2 separate regions of the Homo sapiens genome follow, and region 1 is linked to region 2. A link is a loop called in an ENCODE intact Hi-C map of the cell type or tissue named here. Cell type or tissue: endothelial cell of umbilical vein. All regions are shown on one strand.

Evidence for each region. A loop is a pair of places that touch in the nucleus more often than their neighbours do. Peaks named below come from ENCODE experiments on the same cell type or tissue, not always from the same donor. Only the 100,000 strongest peaks of a DNase experiment are listed, where the experiment ranks them.
Region 1: a loop joins it to region 2, with 5 times the contacts of the local background. A loop is called at or near these places in 24 of 110 quality-filtered maps.

The regions. Positions count from the first base shown.
Region 1 is chr16:77,784,504-77,792,503 of GRCh38, reverse strand. VAT1L (vesicle amine transport 1 like) reads right to left here and starts at 3,940. Exons shown (of 9, transcript NM_020927.3): 1 at 3,589-3,940. The coding sequence starts at 3,821. The region is part of intron 1 of LOC107984878 (a long non-coding RNA gene); the gene reads left to right. In endothelial cell of umbilical vein, no CTCF peak of the experiment used is centred here; a DNase peak (open chromatin) is centred at 4,073; H3K4me3 peaks cover 779 bases; H3K27me3 peaks cover 2,775 bases.
Region 2 is chr16:77,671,752-77,679,751 of GRCh38, reverse strand. No RefSeq gene overlaps it. Among named protein-coding and RNA genes, the nearest start is that of NUDT7, 47 kb to the left of the region's middle. In endothelial cell of umbilical vein, a CTCF peak has its summit at 3,844 (motif pointing left); a DNase peak (open chromatin) is centred at 3,811.

The DNA.
Region 1 (8,000 bases), 110 kb before region 2:
CAGCTAAGACCACATCTTTGCTTAACTCCTTCCTCTTCCCTAGCCTGCTTCCCTTGCTCCCATAGTTCTAAAAGCACACTTTCAATAAACCACCTGAAAAAGGATCCCTGCGTCAGGTTCTGCCTCCAAGGAGCCAGACCTAAGACATCCAGTTAGCAAGTATCAGAGCTGGGACTCATGTCTAGGAAGCTCTCTTAATCACTAAGCAGATGTGACATGATATTGCCTATATTATATACATGATTAAAATGATGGCCTCCAAGTTGTAGGTCACCAAGCAGCATATATCACATTGGTTTAGATATGGCAACAACGACAGTCACAATGAATCCTACTTATTGAATGCTGACAACGCGGCAGTGTCTTTCTTGCATCTGATCCTTTCAACAATACCATGAAGTTCATTTTATTATCCCCACTTTGCAGATAATGTATGGGAAGTTTGGAGACACTGAGACACATCCCCCAGGGGCATATGGATAGGAAGAGATGAGGCTTAAGCTTATATTCAAGTCCCTCTCTCTTCAAGGGCCACATGCTTTTTCCACCTGGTCACTTAAACCTCTTGTTGCGTAAAGTATTCCATGAATAATTGGTGAAATCCATCTGCCATCAAAACTGACATTTTAAAAAACAATTTAGACAGAAGACTCTGCTATCATTCCAACCCTGACCCCAGCAACAGTTCTTTTTGAGCTGCATTTGACCAAAATGTCTCTACTTTCTGGAGAAAGCCATACTACTTTGGAAATAGCTAGAGAATATTCTCTTAAGCCAGACACAAAAAGAGCAAAGGAACCATCTTCGGTGGAGAAAGGAAAGAAAGTGAGACTGCATGCTAAGAGGGGAATCACATGTGCTAAGGCTTTTCCACCAAGGGAGACAAAAATGGAATAAAAGGAAAATAGCAAAAATATAAGGAGAATTAGATTCAAATCCTAAGTCTACTATTTTTTGATGTTTTTGGCAAATTACTCAATGTTTCCAAGCCTCAATTTGCTCTTCTGTTCTGTAGGAAAAATACCCATCTCACTGGCGCATTAATGAAAAAGGGTCCATGATATAAAATGGATATTTCTTCCTGCCTCATCTCTTCCATTTTCATAAAATTCATAGCCAACTTGGAACGTCATTCCAGGTCTGTCTAATACTGGTTCAAATGGACTATGCTTTATTCCAAGCAAAAAGCATATCCTATTATGACAAAAAGGTTTCTATTAAAAATAGAGAGCAGATAAAAGGGAGACCATCATCCAGGAAGCCATCGGCTGATTCATAAAAATACAGAATGAGTCATCCTGTATCCCAAGGCTAAAACTTATAATCAATGATCATGTCTGGCCAGCCAATCCCAGCCCAGAGGAGAAGGAGCTGCCCAGTGGGCCATTTACAAGCCTATTACAATCCTTCCTTGTAAAACCATTAACTCTGCTTCCAGCTTGGTGAAAGGAAAATCAATCTGGGCTGTTTGCAACACTGTATTCCAAATGTACCTGCAGCCTGGTTGGCTTTCTGAACAACTAGGGTCGGGGAAGTGCAGTGATTTCTGTGTGTGTGTGTGTAGCGCCACTGAAGAACAGGCTTTCACATCTGGCTTTGAAAATCAATCTCTTGGCCTTCATCTTGACATTTATTATTTCAAAATGCTTCAGTTCCTATCAGCAATTATGCAGTTAACATAAGACTGGAAAACACAGAACTATGTGTACTGCAGATGATGCTCTTTCCTTTAAAAAGTAGTTTTATCATTTTCCCTCTCTGAATATGTACTCTAGAATCCTAGAATCCCATCCTCAATTTGGATGAAGGGTCATAAATTACATACGCATACATATGCAACTGTATATATAATTGTATATATGTATATGCACATATATGCATAGGTGTGTGTATACAGGTAATTTTTTTTGATGAAGTGGTTAAGGAAGGAGAGTTCTAAATGCATGGTTTTAATTGTACTAAGCAAAAGCTCTTCCACCAGCAAGTAAAGAAAAATAATGACCCAACAATCCTCCTCCGAGCTCTTTCCTCAATCCATTCATTCAGCGATAACTTATTTAGGATGTGCAGTGGGCCAAACAGTGTGGGGTGGGGGAGTGGGCTGGTCTTTGGGGATTTAGCTGCGAAAGGGCAGATATAAGCTCTCCTTCTGGGATCAAACAACTTGGTTCAATAAGAGTTTATTGTACAGGATCCCCCGGTTTGCAAAAGCCTCTTCCCTTACCCGGAATTCCCCACAGAGACTCACGAGTCGTGTTCAGAGTCAAACCTGACCAGCTGCATATATGAGCAGCAAGGCAGGGATCAGCGGCTGCTTCTCCCACTAGCTGCTTTCTAATCTGGCCGATGAAACCTGCGTCTGTTCTCAAGGTGGTGAACGGGAGGGGACCCTCGTTTGTATTTCTCGTGCCTCTAGAGAGGTCCAGATATTGGGTTTCTGATCTAACCTAGAAGCTCGTGAGCTGGCTGCTGCTTTGGAGAGCAGTATGTACTGGGGGGCTCTAGAAAACAGATGGGAAGGAATAGGCTCGTCTCACCGTGATTAATAGCAAGTTCCCCTTACAAGTTTAACATGCAAACCTAGTGTTGGGTCCAGTCCGCCTCTGCTGGGTAAGCTCTTCCCAGAACTTCAGGGAAATTACAGTGCCCGCACACAGAGAGGCTTAAACTCTCCCCGGGAATTTCAGCTGAGCGTGAGGGCCTGGAGAAGTTCCCCCAGGGGGAATGGGGAATAGAGGGCAGCTTAGAGAGCTGAGCTCCTTCTGAGATGGGACCAGGAATTCCGGGGAGACTGATCAGGGTTTTTTCCCCTCTCGGAGAAACAGAGGATGGAGAGGGGCATGGAGGGGGTTGCGCTGCAGCCCTGGTCTCCACCCTCACCAAGCCTGGGTGCAAGGTACCGACCCTCTTCCTTCCTAGTTCCTTTCCCCGTCAGGCTACGGGGAAGGAAGTGGGCAGGAGGCGGGATCCAGCCCTGCACCCTGTCCCAGGCCCTTCAGGACAACAGCATAGAGGTGAAAAAAGATCATGTATCAAATTCCCGGCCAAGCCACTTAGTGGCAGCTGACTGATCTTGGGCAAATCACTCATTCTCGCTGAGCGGCGGCTTTCTTACCTGTAAACGGATCATGATGGCACCTGACTCATTAGGTCCCAGGAAGTATTAAATAAGATCGCACGTGTAAAACTACCAACGGCGGCTGGCACACAGTGGGCTTGCGGTTCTTAATACATATATTTTTAATTCTGTTAAGCATCAACCCTCCCGTGCGAAAGCTGAGTTGTCCTCTCAGACGGAGAACTCCCGTAGCGCAATCTTCCAGACCCGGGGTGCCTGGGCGCCAGCATTCTCCCCGCGCCCAGGAGCTCACATTCTCCTCCCGTCACCCCTAGATCTGGCTTGGGGAGGCCGCCCCTCTGCATCCTCCCCAGCTTTGGCCCGGGGAGGCTCTGAGACCCGGGTGAGGGCGCGGAGGGGGTGCGCGCGGCGGTTCTACCCGGGCAGCATCCCAGCCGCAGCTTTCCCACCCCCTCCCCAGCGCCCAGCGCGCAAAAAGAGAGAAAGCGAGAAAGGCGCGGATACTGGACCAGGCTTTGACGCGGATCTTGAGCTCGCCGTCCTGAGGCTCGGGCATGGCCTTCCTGAAGAGCCGCAGCTTGTTGAGCCCCCCGAAGCCAGCCAGCACCACCGCGCGCATCTCCTGGGCGTCCCCGAGGCGGTGCGAGCCGTCGCCGCCGCCGCCCTCCGCCGGCTCCTTGCCTGCCTCCTTCTCGATCATTTGCTCCGTCTCCTCCGCCTTCTCCACGCCTTCCTTGGCCATGGCGCTCGAGGGCGCGGGGCGCACGGGCTGCGGTGGCTGCGGTGGCTGCGGCGCTGGGGGAGTGGGGCTCCTCTCCCGCGGGTTCCTCCTGTTGAATGTGGGATGCTCGGCTGTGCAATGGCTGCAGCCTCTGCGAGCGCCGCCGCGGTCCACAGCCTCCGCCGTAATCCTCACAAGAGCCGTGCCCTAAGCGCTTCACCCCCGCCCCACCCTTCTTTCCTGTCCCAACGAAGCCTCAACTCCAGTTCCTGAAATAGTCCCAAGTTAGGGTCGGGATCGCGGCCCTAAACCCAAATTTGCCGAAGATCTGTGACTAAAACGAGCCTAGAGAGACCACCCTGTCATCCCCCTTCCTGTGGGCCCAGTACTTGGTTATATACGGCACAGGCTCGGGTGCCTTGAAATGGACCGAGACTAATGTCTGGGCCTGGAGGATGCCTTACCGCGACAAGGTTGCCCTCTCTCCCTCCCATCTTCGAGGCTGGGCGGGATAGTCGGGAAATTGGGTCGTTTCTCAAACAGCCAGTTTTGGGTGGAAGGGCGGAGAGGTTTGGGAAGCAGGGAACTAGAGATCCCGCTCACTGCCCTGAAGAGTCCAGTGCAGGGTCTTTTCACTCCAGACCTGCAGGGTCAGCCGGGATGCTCTTTGCTGGGTATCACCAGGGGCTTCCTTACGACGGCGAATTCTCACCACCCACACCATTTCGGGCTATTAAAGAGGCTTCAGACAAGAATCCTGTACCAGAAAGGATCCTGTTCGTGTTCTGATCCCCGGAAGACCAGTGTGTACCCGCTCCCCAACATGCATGCACATACACAGAGTAGTAACTGGCGTTTTGTTTTGTTATCAGGCTCTTTGAGAAAAACAGCTCATAGAAAAACTTGGAATTTCTGAAATAAAATAATGGGGAAGGACGTGGTTTTCCTAGGGGCAGTTTAAGGAAAGAGATGCAGGTGAGGAAGTAGGTCTATATTCTATTATAGTTGCTATGCCATTGCCAGCCTTGAGATCTTGGGCAACTCATTCAACCTTCCTGAGCCTCAACACACTCATCTATAAATTGGGTACATTGATTTTTTTTTCTATATTGTGTGAAGTGCTGGGGTGGACATGATTTCAGTGAGACATGGTCCTTATATTGGAAAAGGTCAATTTCAGAGCATGAGGCATGAAGGACACAGTCAACAAATGTGGTACAATGAATGATGTAAGTGCTGCCTCTTCTCTCCCCTCATTCTTCCTGTGCCTCACTGCTTTAAATGCCCTTGTCTTCTATTCCTTAAAAAAAAAAAAAAAAAAAAAAAAGACGATTGCCATTTTCCCTCCTTCCACAGGGTTCTGCACCTGCTGTCCCCTTGGCCTGGGGTATGTGTTCCATCTCCTTTATCTGGTGTTAACTCCTACTTCGTTCTCACCTCAAGGGTCCATTCCTGTTGGGAGGCACTCCAACCTCCAGATTGGTGTCCTCCCTGACTATAGACACTTATGTCCCTTTGTAGCCAACTTTTATATGTTTACCTGATAATATCTGTTTCCTTTATCCAACTGTGAACTTCATGTGAGCAGGAGCTATTTCTACTTTTATCCAGCGTGGTTTTCCCAGGGCTTAATACATGATTGGTACATAGTAGAATATGCACAGAGGCAGCCTGTTGAAAAACTGGTCCAGAGAGTTGGAGAAGTTCTCATGGAGGAGGGAACATTTGGGCTAGACCTTGAAGGATAAGGCAGGTTCTTCTGGCAGAAAAGGTCGCAAGCTCATTCAAATAACACAGAAAGGTAACAGGTAAAAGGGCTTTTGAGATTCTGGTTTGTTCTATGTAGGCAGAACATTGGCTGTATTTAGCAATCATTGGAGATGAGGCTGAAAGGTTTATTGGGACCAGCTTTTGAAAGTTCTCACATACCAGGTTATAAAATTTAAGACATAATCACAGAGGCAATTGGTGCCATAAAGGCTTAAAAAACAAAAACATGGGGAGAGCATTACCAGAACTGCATTTTAGGATAATAACTTTGACAGTAAGTGGGTGATGGATTAGATGATAGAGTTACTGGAAGCATCGAGATCAGTTAGAGACTAAGTGCAGGCAAAAAAAAAAAAAAATCCCCAAAAAGAAACAAAATAAATGAGAATGGTCCCAACTGAGGCAATGGCCATGGGATGGAAGGAAGAGGGCTAAAAGAAGCCTGAATAGGGCTTGGTTAGTGAATTGAACATTTTATTGTGAATCCAATTGTCCAAATTGTTTGTCTTGTTTACATTGTGAGATACAGTGTTTAGGCTGGATTCTGTCCTGAAACAAGAATTTGAACACCCGTCGTTTATTTTGGAAGTAATCCCAGGAAGCTCTGGCTGGGAAGTAGGAAAGTGAGACAGAAAATTGATACTACCCAATATGAGATGTATTAATAAGCAGATTACCGCAGTGGACAATTGGAGCTCAAACCCGCAGGGGACATTTGAGAGACAGTGTAGAACAAGTCTCAGAGTTGTCTCACCCAAGGAGTGAGGACATAGGTATTTATTCACTAAAGTCTATGCTTGATTGGTCAAGAACTGTTCCTGGAATTGTTAACTCCTTGACATTTCCATCCTGTCCCATGTACTTGGGCTGAGAGAATCCCCAGGCAGAGAATTGTGGATGCTCTTTGCAGGAAGCTATCATTTTATACATGGAATGATGAATTCCATGGAGACATAGCTTTGGCACCAATAATATCTGCAATATATGTTATTGTTTTGGAGGTGTCTACTGTTCTAGACACTGTAGGTATATTTCTTAATTTGATTCTGAAAATAATCTCATGAGTAAGAATTCCTATTCCCACTTTATGGAAGAGGAAAATGAAAATGAATCTTAACATGATGAATTATTGTGCTCAAAGGAACATGCTAGTTATAATGAGATAGAAGACCAACTCCAAATCTGTGCTCTTAAGATCTCATCATGCATGTTTATACGGACAGGCCAAACCAGTTCTGCCCCTGATTGACAATACTCCATGGCATTTTTTAATGTTCCCTGCTCTTTTTTTTCACCGCCTACTATCTCTGTACCACCAAGGTCCCTTGCCTTGGTTCTGAGTGTTTGTTTTCCTTTGGCATTAGTAAAGTAAACCCACTTTGTAGTCAGCACACAGCATGTTAAAGAGAAAGTGTTTGTCTTACAGTGTGTTAAAGGGAATATAATTACTCCCTCCAAGGGAATCTTCTGGCTGTTTACAAACCCCAGATTATAATTGGTAGGCAGCTGATTATCACAACAACCCAGAGAGAACCCACCACAGTCTGTGCTGCTTGTGGGGGGGTGGGGAGATACCCTCTTCTGAGTCCTATATACCACTATTGTTAAATATTCCCAACTCTGGTACTCCCTGGTGGAACGTGGAAAGAGCCACAGTGCATGGCATATCTCCAAATAAACACAATAAATCAATTTTTAATTTGTAAAATTGATTCCTTGGACATTCACTCAGAGCCTCCGTTGTGGAATTTCTTACATTATTGTAGAATAATGTGCATTATGTACATCATTGTACATAATGTCAAACAGTGGCCACTGATGGTAAAACAGAGTATTACAGCTCAGCTCTGTTACCTTGCAAATGGTCTGGGGCAGGGTATGTGCACGTGGGGGTGTGTGTGGGGGGTGGGGGGGGATGTAGAAGGCCAGATATAGGAACCCCTAATAGAGGTAAAGTCTCTGAGTAAGAAAATATGGGAAACCATCAGTACTGAGAGGTGACAGCATACTGGCAGCCCTCACAGCCCTCGCTCACTCTCGGGGCCTCCTTGGCCTTGGCGCCCACTCTGGCCGCGCTTGAGGAGCCCTTCAGCCCGCTGCTACACTGTGGGAGCCCCTTCCTGGGCTGGCCGAGGCCGGAGCCGGCTCCCTCAGCTTGCGGGGAGATGAGGAGGGAGAGGCCCGAGCGGCAACCGGGGCTGCGTGCAGTGCTTGCGGGCCAGCTGGAGTTCCTGGTGGGCGTGGGCTTGGCGGGCCCTCACTCGGAGCGGCCGGCCGGCCCTGTCGGCCCCCGGCAATGAGGAGCTTAGCACCAGGGCCAGCGGCTGCGGAGGGTGTGCTGGGTCCCCCAGCACTGCCGGCCCACTGTCGCTGCCCTCCCGGGGCCTTAGCTGCCTTCCCGCGGGGCAGGGCTTGGGACCTGCAGCCCGC
Region 2 (8,000 bases):
GGAAAGAAAAGAACACAAGACTTTAAGATGGCTCAGGGATTTAGTAAGTCATTGAAGCTGAAACTTTCCACCATGTTCATTGAAATTAAAAGATTATGATTTGCAGATGTTTTCCAGTGGGTCTGGACTGTTTGTCAGCATTTCAGATTCTGTAGAACTTTTTGGGCATGCAATGGAGCAATTAGTGCTGACAGCCCTTTTCTATAATTGTGCTATATCTAAGGCTAGCCCTGGAAATAAACGGTGTTGCTCAACTAACAGCTACGAATTAGCCAAGACAAGAGCATGTTACTTTCCTTTGGTTATGTATCAAATTAGCATTTCACAGGATCGCATGTCTTTTTTGAAGAGCCATGAAGCAGACATTATGGACGCATTTAAAGGAGTCTAATTTGCCTCGATTCTAGTTGTATGTATTAAGCCAACTTTTCTTGGATAAGGACTGAAAGGTATGTAGAGAAATTTAAGTCTAGGAGAGAGATTTATAAGATCAGCACAGATCATTCCCAAGAATCCAAGCAGGCATCGCATGACATTTCAGACTTAACCTTTCACCTCCTAGGAGAGCTGGGTCTTCTGCTCCAGGCTTCCACAGTGATTAAGAACAGTCACTAGTCTCAACCACGCCTATGTTTTGAGTTCTGATTCTACCACATGTTACAACCTTTTTTTGTTTGTTTGTTTGTTTTTTTGAGACCAAATCTCGCTTTGTCGTCCAGGCTGTAGTGCAGTGGTGTGATCTCGACTCACTGCAACCTCCGCCTCCCAGTTTTAAATGATTCTCCGGCCTCAGCCTCCTGAGTAGCTGGCATTACAGGTGTGTGCCACCACGCCCAGCTAATTTTTGTATTTTTAGTAGAGATGGGGTTTCACCATGTCGGCCAGGGGTGGTCTCGAACTCCTGGCCTCAAGTGATCCACCCACCTCCACCTCCCAAAGTATTGGGATTACAGGTGTGAGTCCCCGTGCCAGGCTTTTTTTTTTTTTTTTTTCCTGGGACAGGGTCTCACTCCTGTCTCCCAGGCTGGAGTGGCAGTGGCACAATCACAGCTCACCACAGCCTTGATGTCCTGGGCTCAGGTGATCGTCCCGCCTCAGCCTCCCAAGTAGCTGGGACTATAGGTGCATTGCTAATATTTTTTGTATTTTTAGTAGAGATGGGGTCTCTTTATCTTGCCCAGGCTGGCCTTGAACTCCTGGGTTCAGGCAATCCTTGCCCCTCGGCCTCCCAAAGTGCTGGAATCACAGGCATGAGCCACTGTGCCTGGTATCTCCTACTATCATTGCAACTTTTGGTGAATGATATGGTTTGGCTGTGTCCCCACCCAAATCTCATCTTGAACTGTAGTTCCCATAATCCCCACGTGTCGTGAGAGAGACCCAGTGGGAGGTAATTGAATCATAGGGGCACTTACCTCCATGCTGTTCTCATGATATTGAGTGAGTTCTCACAAGATCTGATGGTTTTATAAGTGGTTCTTCCCACCTTCTCACTCTGCACTTCTCCTTGCTGCTGCCACGTGAGGAAGGATGTGTTCGCATTCCCTTCCACCATGATTGTGGACTTCCTGAGGCCTCCCCAGCCATGCTGAACTGTGAGTCAATTAAGCCTCTTTCTTTATAAATTACCCCGTCTCGGGTATGTCTTTATTAGCAGTGTGAGAATAATCTAATACAGTGAGTACCTGACATTTTTTAATCCTCAGATTTTCTGTCAGAAAACATAAAAATTACGTCTGTTCCAGAGGGTTTTGTTTTGCTTCTGTTTGTTTGTTTTTGAGACAGAATTTCGTTCTTGTTGTCCAGGTTGGAGTGCGATGGCACCGTCTCAGCTCACTGCAACCTCCGGCTCCCGGGTTCAAGGGATTCTCTTGCCTCAGCCTCCCAAGTAGCTGGGATTACAGACGCCCACCGCCATGCCTGGCTACGTTTTTTGTATTTTTATAGTGACGGGGTTTCACCATGTTGGCCAGGCTTGTCTTGAACTCTAACCTCGGGTGATCTGCCCGCCTCAGCCTCCCAAAGTGCTGGGATTACAGGCGTGAGCCACCGCACCCGGCCCCACTGGGTTATCGTGAGGGATTATAAAAATAATTTATATGGAGAGCTTGGCCCAAATTAGGTATCACAAAACATAGGCTATTAGTAACGGTAGTTGTGGTGTCCTGTAGAATCTTCTATCAGAGATAGAAGCACTGTTTTGTAATTATAGTTTAGAAACATCTAGAATGTGTTCAGATGTGAACTATTTGAGGAAGGAAATATCTTCTTATGTTCTTGGCATGAAGCACCGTGCCTGTCACACTGTGTTCCTCTATAAATATTTTTCTACTCATTGAGCTGAATGGTGCCTCATTTTATAGATGAGAGAAGCAAGCTCAGAGATGGTGAATGGTTTCCCTAGGTTGCATAATCTGTGCTATGATGGAATCCAGTATTTCTGGTCCTTCGCCTGAGGCATTTAGCCCGGTTAGCAAAATAGAACGATTGGCTGGGAAAAAGCTGGGAAGTGGGGCAGATTCATAACACACTGGCCAGGCTGCAGATCAGGAGGGTGCTCATGTTTTTAGCTGGACCTCATGGTTGGTTGCCTGAACCACTGTCTCCCTAGCACCTTTCATACCCTGAACTCTACTTTTCACTGTGCCTACCCAGCAAAACCTTAACATTGTGTCAGTAGTGAATTTTCCTTCCCTATTCTTACTCCCAGGCTTCTGAACTTTATGGCAGAAACCCATGTGACTAGGCAGGATGCTACATTACAAATTTTTGGATTCCAGTGCTTAATGAAGTACCTGGGACATAGTAGGCACTTGGTATGTCTTTGAGAGAGTATGTGAATGAGTGAATGAATTAACATGTCTTAGTTCAAAGTCCTGTAGTTGTCTTTGGTCAGCTCCTCTCCCACCTCCAAAGTCATTGAAGGCAATATAAGAGCAGCTGTGAGCCCATTCTCTGGAGTTTAGACCCAGTGGCACCATTTCCTATCAGCATGCTCTTGGGCAATGCACTTCATCTCTTGTCTTTGTCCTCATCTAACAATAGGGATCTCTTTGTCCTCATCTAAAAATAGGGATAGTAAGAATATTGACTTCATTGGGTGAGTGAGAGGAATTCATGCATTAATTCACGTAAAGCACTTCGCACTTGCCTGGTACATCAACGAATATTGTCCTATTATTATTATTATTACTCCTATAACCAACACAACCTCTGACTCCCAAACTGGGGAGGAAGATTTTGCTCTTGACTTGAAGGAGAGATTTGGATCCCTTAGGTGTGAATGATCTCACATTCTAAATTCCTACTCCCAGATTTTAAACCAGGGAGACACGTGGTCCAATTTGTATTCTAGAAAGAGTACAACTTCAGGAGAGTTACTTCAGAATAAGCCAAAATGTAGAACTATAGAAATTTAGAGGAGAAATAAGATTTGAGGGTCATTTATTAAATAAGATTTGAGGGTCATTTATTAAATTTGAGGGTTATTTATCAAATACGCCAAAATGTAGAATTATAGAAATTTAGAGGAGAAATCAGATTTGAGGGCCGTTACTTTTAATGGCGAAAACTGCACTTACTTTTGCAACCTAATAGAAAACTTTCACCATCCATTTGGGAAAATTGCAATCCACAGTTGAAGTGACTACCAGACTGACTCCAGGTCTCGGGCATATTGAGTCCCAGCTCCAAGTATTTAATATTTCTCATGCTGTCATCTCTTAGCGCACAGGCAAAAATGTGTCCTGTGCTTTTTAACCTCCTCTGACGCTGGTGGGTCTGTGCCATCCTCTCGTTTAGGTCTAACGGGGAGAATGTGTTGTATAATCCTGCCCTCTGCTGGATAGTGTGCATATTGCAGCAAAGGGAAGTGCATGAGAAATCCGTCAATAAAGCCAGCCAGATGTCAAACTGAAAGATTCTCCCTGCAAGGAGAAATGGCAATCCTGGGGTTCCTTGGGGTGTGTGTGAGGGATTTCTTGGAATTCTGGTACCAGGATGGAAAGCGTAGTCTTTTATTAAAGGAGCGGGGGCCGAGCAGTGGGGGGTGATAATGTTTCTTTCAAGAGGAATATTGGAAGCGGCCACTCCTTTAGCCACCCGTGTAATTGTCATTCTTTTACTAAGTCTCAAACTCTTTCCGTATTACTAAGAGGTGTTTTGCAGGAGTCCTGGTCTATTCTACTTTGTAAGTCTGTGAACATTTAGAAATTGGTTTATCAAGTCCCAGAAGAGTGCATGCAATGAATCTACCCTGTGGACAAAAAAATTTGCCAAGCATAGTCAGTTTTATAAAAGATGATCAAGTTAAACCGGGACTGAATGTAGCTATGAGTATAACCATTATTATGTCAAGAGGGTGACAGCTTCACAACGAAGCCTGTAATTCTCCATCACAGCGTTTATCTTGCTTATTGAATTCCTTAGACTTTCTTACAAGGCTACAGACTGCATAAGGGCAGGGATCATATTCACCTTATTTTGCTGCTGTAGCCCCAGAATTTAGTAACAGTGTCATGTACACACGAGATCCTCAATGATTAGTTCTTGCCTGACCAACTGAAAATCCTGTTGACTGTCTCTAAAGTCGTGTTGATAGCTGATAGGTGAAAAGTTCCTTTGTGTTTTTGGATAAATATCTGCAGTGTGGGTCATCGTGTTGCAATTGTTTAGTCTTCGACTGTGACCACAACACAAGGAATCCATGGAACTAAAAGTACATATTTGAGCTTAACTTTCTGAGCATTGAGGCTACCAACTCCTTAAAGGGGCAACCATGTGAGTAACAAGGCTTAATTTGATTATTTACTAATACAAAATGTGTGCTTTTATTAACTAGGGTTAGAGTTTTGCATTTACTGGCAATGAGAATTTGGGCAAGCCATTTATTGACGCTAAGCTTCTGTTTCTGTATGTTTCTGCGTGGAGATACAAGTAGTATCTATTTCATAGTTTTGTTCTGAAAAATAAACGAGTTAATTTATTTAATTTACTTGGCTCCAAGGCTTATACGTGGAAAATGATCCGTAAATATTATCAGTAAAAGAAGCGGGAGGAAGATACAGGAAGGAGAAAGAAATAGCTATGGTTGTTTTTTCAGATACAATTGGTGATTTCATTGCCCTTGTTATATTACCTATTAGGCATAATGTTTGTTAAATCTCATTAATTCAAACTACCTTTTTTTTTTTTTTTTTTTTGAGACCAAGTCTCGCCCTGTTGCCCAGGCTGGAGTGCAGTGGTGCAAACTCAGCTCACTGCAACTTCCACCTCCCGGGTTCAAGCGATTCTCCTGCTTTAGCCTCCTGAGTAGCTGAGATTACAGGCACCACACCTGGCTAATATTTGTATTTTTAGTAGTAACAGGGTTTCACCATGTTGGTCAGGCCGGTCTTGAGTTCCTGACCTCATGATCCGCCTGCCTCGGCCTCCCAAAGTGCTGGGATTACAGGTGTGAGCCACCGCGCCCGGCCTCAAACTCTTTTTTTTTTTTTTTTGAGACAGCGTCTGGCTCTGTCGCCCAGGCTGGAGTGCAGTGGCGCGATCTCGGCTCACTGCAAGCTCCGCCTCCTGGGTTCACGCCATTCTCCTGCCTCAGCCTCTCAAGTAGCTGGGACTACAGGAGCCCGCCACCGCTCCCGGCTAATTTTTTGTATTTCTAGTAGAGACGGGGTTTCACTGTGTTAGCCAGGATGGTCTCGATCTCCTGACCTCATGATCCACCCGCCTCGGCCTCCCAAAGTGCTGGGATTACAGGCGTGAGCCACCACGCCCGGCCTCAAACTCCTTTTATATAGAGAAACCACATTTTAGGTTTTAAGTTGCTACATTATCTAGTTGGAGAAATTACTTAAAAATACAAAATTAGCTGAGTGTGATGGTGCGTGCCTGTAATCCTAGCTACTTGGGAGGCTGAGGCAAGAGAACCACTTGAACCCAGGAGGCTGAAGTCACAGTGAGCCGAGATGGAGCCACTGCATTCTAGACTGGGCGACAGAGACTCCATCTCAAAAACAAAACAAAACAAACAAACCAAAAGCAGTATTTCATTTTTTTTTCTTATTTCAAAAAGTAATCCATTCTCACCATGGGGAAATTTGAAAATATAGAAAAGCACCAAAGGAAAAAAAAATTACCATTAACCCCACCACTCAAAGTTAACTACTCTATAACCTTTATGGATTTTTACATTTTATACAACTCTTATTAAAATCATTCTGCCTTGTAACTTTTCTTACTTGTCATGACTCCTCTCCCACACTATCAGAAATCAAGTTTTAGAAGAATATTTAAAGACTGACAGTACCTGGTTGCATGGGTTCACCGTAACAGAGGTAACTAGAACCTTGTTGCAGGATGTGAGATGGTTCCAGGCTGTACTCTATGACAATCACATTGTGTGAAGCCACCTGATGACCTAAATCCTTGCACGGATTCTTTATACTTTTATTGGGGGTAGGTGTTTTGGCAGTGGAGTTACTGGGTAAAAAGATATCCATGAATATACTTTTCTCAATACCACACATGGTTTAATTATCGGAATCAGATCTCAAATATACACTGAACCTCAAAAATGGTGAGGGATAAAGAAAGATCTTCTGTCTAAACTCCAAATTCTAGCAGGGCGCGATGGCTCATGCCTATAATCCTAGCACTTTGGGAGGACGAGGTGGGAGGATCACCTGAGATCAGGAGTTCAAGACCAGCCTGGACAAAATGATGAAACCCCGTCTCTACTAAAAGTATAAAAATTAACCAGGCGTGGTGGTGCACACCTGTAATCCCGGCTACTTGAGAGGCTGAGGCAGGAGAATCGCTTGAACCCAGGAGGTGGGCGTTGCAGTGAGCCAATATCCTGTCACTGCACTCCAGCCTGGGCAACAGAGTGAGACTCTGTCTCAAAAAAATAAACAAAAATGGACTCCAAATTCTGGCCTTCTTTTTTTTTAAATTTTATTATTATTATATTTTAAGTTTTAGGGTACATGTGCAGGTTTGTGGGGTGGGGGGAGGGGGGAGGGATAGCATTAGGAGATATACCTAATGCTAAATGACGAGTTAATGGGTGCAGCACACCAACATGGCACATGTATACAAATTCTGGCCTTCTTTAACCTTGTTGACTCTCTTGGTGCATTTACCCAACTCCTCTGCCATCCATTTTCCACCCTTCTGAAGGGCAGTTCGCATTGCTCCTTGCTCCTTCCCTGGGAAGTAGTAGTGACTCTGGGCCATGGCCCTGGTAAGTGTTTAACAACTGACTCTCCAGAGAAGTGAGGGATGCCCTCATGTGTAGCATTTGCCTTCTGTATTAGTCAGGGTTCTCTAGAGGGACAGAACTAATGGCATATATGTATATATGAAAGGGAGTTTATTAAGGACTGTTGACTCACACGATCACAAGGTAAAGTCCTACCATAGGCCGTCTGCAAGTTGAGGAGCAGGGAAGCCAGTGGTGGATCAGTCTGAGTCCCAAAACCTCAAAAGTAGGGAAGCCCACAGTGCAGCCTTCAGTCTGTGGTCAAAAGCCCCAGGAGCTCCTGGCAAACCACTGGTGTAAGTCCAAGAGTCCAAAAGCTGAAGAATTTGGAGTCTGATGTTCGAGGGCAGGAAGCATCCAGCAGGGTAGAAAGATGAAGGCTGGAAGACTCGGCAAGTCTGCTGTTCCATCTTCTCCTGTCTGCTTTCTCTAGCCGTGCTGGCAGCTGTTTAGATGGTGCCCACCCAGATTGAGGGTAGGTCTGCCTCTCCCAGTCCACTGACTCTCCAATGTTAATCTCCTTTGGCAACACCTTCACATGGGTATTATATGCACAATGCTGTGAGATCAAGATAGTTATCGCCAGCTTCGTGATCACAGACACACCCAGGAACAATACTTTGCATCCTTTAATTCAATCAAGTTGACACTCAGTTATTGACCATCACACCTTCCACGGTGTAAATTCCCAGCATGGCCAATTTTAAGCCACCAACATGATATCCCTGAACATGGAGCT